Regions from separate parts of the Homo sapiens genome. Here regions 1 and 3 are each linked to region 2. The links are chromatin loops, found by intact Hi-C in ENCODE. Cell type or tissue: IMR-90. All regions are shown on one strand.

Region 1 (2,500 bases), 730 kb before region 2:
AGCAAGCCACTCAGGACAAAGGGAATAAAGAGACAGACGTCCAAAAACCAGTACATAGTGATGACCAAATAAATGTGTGGCTACACACTGTTTTAGGAATTTATACTGTGTTACTGCACTGCTGTTCTATTTTGCTTTTCTCTCCCTATCTGTTGCTCTCTATTTTTCTGTCTCTCTATTCCTCTCTCTCCATTTCTCCCTTTCTATTCCCTCTTGCTATCTCTCTCTGTATGTATCTGTCTCTCTCCATTTCTCTGTCTCTTTATATATCTCTCTATATTTCTTCCTATCTATTCTCTCCCCTCCAGCTTTCTCTCTTTCCCTCTGTGTGTGTGTGTATCTGCTTGTCTGTCTCTGTTTCTTTCTCTTTCTATACATATATTTCTTTCGCTCTCTTAATTGTTAAAGCACTTCTTTGAAGGCTGTCTAACATTATCTTGGCTCAGTAAAAGAGACAGGAGAGTTTCCACACCACAGTAGGTATTGGTGGGAGGATCAGAGCTCCTGGATTCTCTGTCCGGCCATGGCAGCGCCAGGTTTGCGGGGTGCCATATACCCCCAGGAGTTACTGAAATGGCAATGAAGTTGGAAAGTGAAAAACCAACAAGGAAAATTTGAAGACAACCAAAGTGGACAACCCCCACAACCAAGGTGGACAACCCCCCCACAACCAAGGTGGACAACCCCCTCCAACCAAGGTGGACAACCCTCCCCAACCAAGGTGGACAACCCCCCCCCAACATTTTTTTTAGGGCTTTTGATTACCAGAGGCCTTATTTTATATGGCAATTAAGAAGACTTGAAAAGTACCTCATCAAGGTCAGGCGCGGTGGCTCACGCCTGTAATCCCAGCACTTTGGGAGGCCGAGGCGGGTGGATCACGAGGTCAAGAGACCGAGACCATCCTGGCTAACACGGTGAAACTCCGTCTCTATTAAAAAATACAAAAAATTAGCCAGGCGTGGTGGCGGGTGCCTGTAGTCCCAGCTACTCGGGAGGCCGAGGCAGGAGAATGGCGTGAACCCGGGAGGCGGAGCTTGCAGTGAGCCGAGATTGCACCACTGCACTCCAGCCTGGGAGACAGAGTGAGACTCCATCTCAAAAAAAAAAAAAAAATAGAAAAGTACCTCATCAAACAAGCATGCATAAATGAAAGCATTGGGGAGCCAATTGGGTACAGTTAATTTTTATTTACACTCTCTCTCCACTCTGGCTTTATTTATCGCCAAGTAGCTGGAGGGGTAGAATCCACCAGAGGGTAAATCACTAGTTCTGTGTGAACGGGAATATCTTTCTAGTACATTGTTCAAAAATAGATCACAAGTGAGATTGACACAATTCAGAGCAGCTTGTTCTCCTCCTTAAATGTCATGGTAATGCACTCCTGTCTCGACAAAGTCCAGGTTGCACAGCCGTGCACAAAGGCTGGGGTTCTCAAGTTCCTCTGGCGCCCACTTGAGGAAATGCTGTGTTCAAATCCAGAAGGAAAATGCCAAGGTTGAAGTTAAGATGAAAAAAACACCAATTAGAAAAACAATCTGCTAAGCCTGCTATATCCAGTTCAACAACCATCCTTTATTATTTGGGGACATTAAAACTAAAAGGGCCATTGGTGCTGTTATGAAAGATTAGATTGATTTTTAAATCCTCCACACACTCAAGACTTCGTTGCTTCTTGCCAAAACACAGTCATCCTGCACTGAAACAGAACTGATCTTTGAAGGTTGATGAAATACACAGGGCTGGCTGCATTCCATTGGAGAAGATGCCTTATAAGGTGAACAGAACCCAGGGTTTGTCAAAGATGTTATGGTATACCAGGGCTGCTGATATAAGAATATATAGAGTAAGAATTGAGACATAAATTATGGATTTTAAAACTTCTTGAATTTTTTTAAGATCTATAGATCATGCATAAAACTATACTTAAAAGTAAGAGAGAATGACAGCTATTGTCATTCCAAATCTTCTCAAAGTAAAGATTCTAACGTATATCTTCTGGGATCACAAGCATTCTCAAATGCACGGGAAAACAATTGTAATCCGTTCCCAATAACATGAAAATAAGTCAGAGTGCAAATTCCTTGGGAGATGTATTGAGGAGTTGACAACGTGTTGATATTTACATACAATGTGTTGTAGATTTTTTCTGTATTTGCATTGTGTTGCGTGCTATTTATTAAACATAAATCAATTTCAGTTTCTCTAAGACAAACATGAAAAATTCTGATAGCCATTTCTAATAGAAAAACTATCCCACCTCTTTCACCTTTCAGAAAAGCTTGAATGGAAATGCCCAGATCAAAAGTATGATTTTTTTCCTTCTTTGAATTTTGCTTTTTGTGTTGGTTTGTATTTATATATTTATTGTCTCCTTCTGAGGTGACTTTGCTGCTTGGAGGGACTGCTACAAAGGAGTATTTTATCTTAAATTGCATTTAGACTTGGTTTTAAGAAGAGCTAATGACTTGAGTACTAAGCGTTAGAATTGGTGCACTCT
Region 2 (2,500 bases):
GTCTCCTCTCCCCCGAGTGTGGCCCTGTGTTGTCAGCCGTGTCCCCAAGGGGGTCCCTCAGAACACGCTGTGTGCCGTGCAGTCTTTCTGTCCTGTGTGGGTATCTGTGGAGTGTGAAGGGTGGATGGCTGGGGCTTTCCTTAAAACACATGGTTCTTGACAATGTCAGATAATCTGGTTGAACCTGTTGGGGAGGAGTATGTGTATGGGGCCGGTTCTCTTCCTCTGGTTTCATGAGAAACATCAACACTGGTAACTACAACAAAAAAACCGGCTTAGTGATCATCACTCATTGTGGCCCTTGGCCCAACATTGGGAAAGCCAGGAGAGGTTTCACCCTCCGACTTTTCCTCTGAATTCTTACCATTCTAGAAACAGATTTCCTCTAACTTCCGTAAGGACACGGATGCTTAATTACAAAAGGTTTTGCCCCTGTAGTGACCGGGCAGCAATGTTATCTGTCCTTCATTCTTGCATGTTTTTGGAAATTGCTTTTGCTTTTACTTTTGGTCGTCATGGCAATCACGTGCCTTCTCTGGTTCATTTTGCACAGACCTGCCTAGAGCTGGAACGTTACCTCCAGAGCGAGCCCTGCTATGTTTCAGCCTCAGAAATCAAATTTGACAGCCAGGAAGATCTGTGGACCAAAATCATTCTGGCTCGGGAGAAAAAGGAGGAATCCGAACTGAAGATATCTTCCAGTCCTCCAGAGGACACTCTCATCAGCCCGAGCTTTTGTTACAACTTAGAGACCAACAGCCTGAACTCAGATGTCAGCAGCGAATCCTCTGACAGCTCCGAGGAACTTTCTCCCACGGCCAAGTTTACCTCCGACCCCATTGGCGAAGTTTTGGTCAGCTCGGGAAAATTGAGCTCCTCTGTCACCTCCACGCCTCCATCTTCTCCGGAACTGAGCAGGGAACCTTCTCAACTGTGGGGTTGCGTGCCCGGGGAGCTGCCCTCGCCAGGGAAGGTGCGCAGCGGGACTTCGGGGAAGCCAGGTGACAAGGGAAATGGCGATGCCTCCCCCGACGGCAGGAGGAGGGTGCACCGGTGCCACTTTAACGGCTGCAGGAAAGTTTACACCAAAAGCTCCCACTTGAAAGCACACCAGCGGACGCACACAGGTCAGTGCCCACGCGGGCCCCGGAGGGCGGCCGCTGGTGGGCGCCACTGCATTGCACCAGCCCTGGAGGGAGCCGGGCCTGGCTGCACAGGATGTGGTCAGGGCAGACAAATCCTCACTTCCTCAGATGTTTTCCACCAAAGCATTAGGTCTTTTTGGAGTTCAGAGTAGAATCCTAAAGACTGGACTTTTGAGTTGGATAAATGTGTAACAATTTTCAGATTAAACAAACAAGAGACTAGATCCTTTTCTCCACGGACACCCAAACCTCCACCCCCCACCCCTTAGTAGTGCTGGGGATCCGAGGCCACTGCCCCTTCACCAGTGCACTCGCACGAGGCTACCTCGAGCGGCCCTGGGGTTTCCTAAATGAAACTCAAGGGTCAGGACAGAGGGTTGCTGGGCAGCGTGGAGTGTGTGGGTTTGATGCTGACGGCCCGAGGCCCGAGTGGGACCGGCCTGCTCTGTAAGCAGCAGCATTGATCAGCGAGTGTTTCCTGAGAACTTCTCCGTGTCTCATGCAGCCTTTGTTTCTGATACCGCTTGAAACAGTTTCTTAATGAAATGCCATACCTAGGTGAAAGTGCTATTTAAAAATACCTTGACATGTTCTAGGATAATTGGTGAGGAATCACAGAACATTTAGAACTGGGAAGGGTCTTAGTGATCACGTGATGCAGGCTCTTCTCTTATCAGTAGGAGAGCAAATTGCTGAGAGTCAGTCCCAGACAGGCTTGGTGACAGCTGAGATTGAGATCCGGGTGGCCCAATATCCAGGCCCAGGCCTGTCTCAACATACCCTGAGATTGGCTTGACAACTTTGTTTTCTCAGGTAGCACTTGTAGTAAATTCATATTTATGATTTGACCAAGGAATGAAGTGAACCCAGTTGTTCAATTGCCATTTAGAGAATGATTCCGGGGCCCTGTACTGGGGCTTTCCAGAAGCTCGTAACTTCAGCTTTGTAGAAAGGTAGAACGTCCCTGAGGAAACTGCAGAGGCACATTCCATAGGGAAGTGAGGATGGAACAGAAGTGTGTTTGGGAGAAACAGTTGCCATGAAGAAAGCAATAGCTCTGCCTTTGCCGGGGCTGTGGGTCCGGCAGGCTGACACCTCATCCCGCAAGCATTTTGCTGGTCTGAGTCGTGGTCGTTCTTCCACGTTAACTTTGATGACAGCACCATGGGCTTGGCTGAAGCTGTGTCCCTTGGACAGCAGTGGGAGGCCTGAGACTGGGTCAGGAGAGAGCTGCTGTTGTCTCTCTGAGGCTGCCAGTTGTTGTGTGTTACCGATGCCAGAAGCCACTGGGTCCCTGGCCTTGCATCCCACCACTGTGTGTGTTGTTGAATTTCCCCTTTCCGTCTGCGGGTCAG
Region 3 (2,500 bases), 250 kb before region 2:
GGATTTAGAAAATCCACTCGGAGGGAATGTTTACCTTTCCTTTAATAATATGCTTTATACACGTTTTAACAGTAATCTTACAGCATTTTACAAATATGTATTTATTTATTCATTCATTCATTTATTTAATTATTTTAGAGACAGTGTCTCTATCATCCAGGCTGGAGTGCAGTGGCAAAATCTCAACTCACTGCAACTTCCTCCTCCCAGGTTCAAGCGATTCTCCTACCTCAGCCTCCAGAGTAGCTGGGATCACAGGCGTGCACCACCACACCCCACTAATTTTTGTATTTTTAGTAGAGATCAGGTGTCACCATGTTGGCCGGACTAGTCTTGAACTCCTGATCTCAAGTGATCCGCTTGCCTAGGCCTCCCAAAGTGCTGGGATTATAGGAGTGAGCCACCGCGCCTGGCCTAAAAATGGCATTCTTAGCATCTAGTAATCTTACAACATTTTAACAGACACACACACACATACACACACACTTAAGGACCTTTAGCTTTTAGCACATTAGAAATATATTAGGAGTTATTTTAAATATTAGCTTCATTAGACATACAAAATAAAAGAAATAAAATTACAGTAGATAATTGAAACTTGTAGTACATAGCGCGTAGATGTAACCATCTGGACTCAAACTGGGAGGAGCAAAATATAATCTTAACTGATACGTTCTGTTCTGAACAGATGTTTCCAACCCCACATGGAGGATGTGAATCTCTTAAAATAACACATTTCCAGGAGCAACATTAGAATTATCAGCAACACATTGCTGCTCACTAACCCTAAAGAAAGAGTAAATACAGACAGAATTTCATAAGTGCCTTCAAGATGGGAGAGGATTGTAATTTACTCTTCAGGATATTTTGCTATATGTGATAAGTGCCCAGTAAATATGTGTAAATGCAGCTGTACCCACAATTCTGTTCAGAAGTTTCCATATCCTGAAACTAAGGCAGGTCATGTGTGCATGTGGGTATGTGCTAACCATTCTAAATCAAAGGCGTGTCACCCCTGCCGAAGCCCTCGCTGTCAAGAACTCTCAGCATTCCTTCTCTCGGTTGAAATCCGGGACTAACGTTTCCTCTATTCAGAAACATTCAGTTCTTTCTTGCCCGTGCATGGCTAAGTGATCTTGTCCTTCAGATGAGATCCTGCATCCAGCTCCTTTGCCTGCATGTAACTTTTTCTTGCTTCCGGTGTGACGAATAAACCAGCAGTCATCTTGCTTTTAACCATCACCCAGAGTATTTAAAAGGGAAAAGTGGGAGGCGTCAAAAAAACAGGGGGACATGAAAGACATAGGACAAAAGTAATCATGGATAAAGACTTCCATCTGCTGCACGTGAAACAGTGTCTGTTTACTCTGGACTTTGATGGGTGCCTGTTCTCTACAGCAGGAATGAAGCAAAAAGTGAAACCATAATTCCTCCCCAGAGTGACAGCATTCTGGCCTGGGGAGCCGAAGTGTGCACATGAATCAGTCGCCGTTTCAGGCTAACATGACTGGAGAAGCAGACAGCACCTGGAGACCGGGTCTGGAAAGTGAACCCCACACTAAGTGTACTGAAGTGTGCAAGGGTCTTGGATGGAAAACTAGAATCCCTATTTTTAAAAAAAATCATGGGCATCTAAGGAAAAGAAAATACAGGCTCCAAGTTTTTGAATTAAAGGGGCTTTAGAGCCTGCTAAGCTGACTGACTTGATTCATCCAGAGGTCAGGTGATGTTAAGTGGCATGTCCACAGTGGAGACGCCAGACTCTGATAGGAACCCACTTCTTCGGATCCTTCTAACTTCCCTATGGGGTGAGGCGGGGAGTGAGGAGTTAAGATTGGGAAGCTCAGATGAAACTCTACAATCTAAAAGAGGATTCATTAAAGAATATGGGCCAAAGGGTTCAAAATCTATCACTTTCTCAAAACACAGTGATAATTTATTGCAGAAATAGGCTGAGAAAAATTAGGGTTCAAATGGAAAATCAGAGAGCATTTAGGAGAACATTAGAGGCCCAAACCAAAATGGGCTTTGTTTTGTTTAATTTGGTTATGTTTTGCAATGAGCAAAGTGCTCGGAAAAGGGCCCCATCCTTGAAGTAGGGGGAGAAAGGGCCTTGGGGAGGGTTGGAGGATAGAGGGACGAGAACAGGACGGGGGCGGCAAGGACAGGCAGGGACTCTGCCCCAGGGAGAAGCTTATTCGACGCAATTCCGCACAGTGGGCCCGGGTTGTGTGTCGACCAAGTCGCCCATCGCTCAAGAATCCTTAGTGCAGTGAGCGAGCATAGGGCCTTCAAACTGCTGTCCAGGGGACATTCCTAGTGTGAGGCCAGGCGGGTCCCAATACGAAGGAGAAGAGGGGCTCTGTGTTCCAGGAGCAGGTCTTTGGAGGAGAAAGTCCAGAGATCCTTGCGCAGTGAGAGCAGGTGCCCTTGTGCAGGGAGTCATAGGCTTGGGCTGGTCCAGAGATTTGGGGACAACCCCAGGGCCACTCATCTTTCC

What was found. Peaks named below come from ENCODE experiments on the same cell type or tissue, not always from the same donor. Only the 100,000 strongest peaks of a DNase experiment are listed, where the experiment ranks them.
Region 1: a loop joins it to region 2, with 5 times the contacts of the local background. A loop is called at or near these places in 11 of 110 quality-filtered maps.
Region 3: a loop joins it to region 2, with 2.6 times the contacts of the local background. A loop is called at or near these places in 6 of 110 quality-filtered maps.

Annotation. Positions count from the first base shown.
Region 1 is chr10:4,511,964-4,514,463 of GRCh38, reverse strand. No RefSeq gene overlaps it. Among named protein-coding and RNA genes, the nearest start is that of LINC00703, 130 kb to the right of the region's middle. In IMR-90, a CTCF peak has its summit at 1,465; DNase peaks (open chromatin) are centred at 1,433 and 1,723.
Region 2 is chr10:3,780,268-3,782,767 of GRCh38, reverse strand. It overlaps KLF6 (KLF transcription factor 6), which reads left to right. Exons shown (of 4, transcript NM_001300.6): 2 at 554-1,127. Among named protein-coding and RNA genes, the nearest start is that of KLF6, 3.7 kb to the left of the region's middle. RefSeq lists an enhancer at 519-1,354. In IMR-90, a CTCF peak has its summit at 1,159; DNase peaks (open chromatin) are centred at 217 and 2,247; H3K4me3 peaks cover 2,500 bases; H3K27ac peaks cover 2,500 bases.
Region 3 is chr10:4,033,950-4,036,449 of GRCh38, reverse strand. All of the region lies in intron 2 of LOC107984195 (a long non-coding RNA gene), which reads right to left. Among named protein-coding and RNA genes, the nearest start is that of MIR6078, 44 kb to the right of the region's middle. In IMR-90, no CTCF peak of the experiment used is centred here; no DNase peak of the experiment used is centred here; H3K4me3 peaks cover 418 bases; H3K27ac peaks cover 632 bases.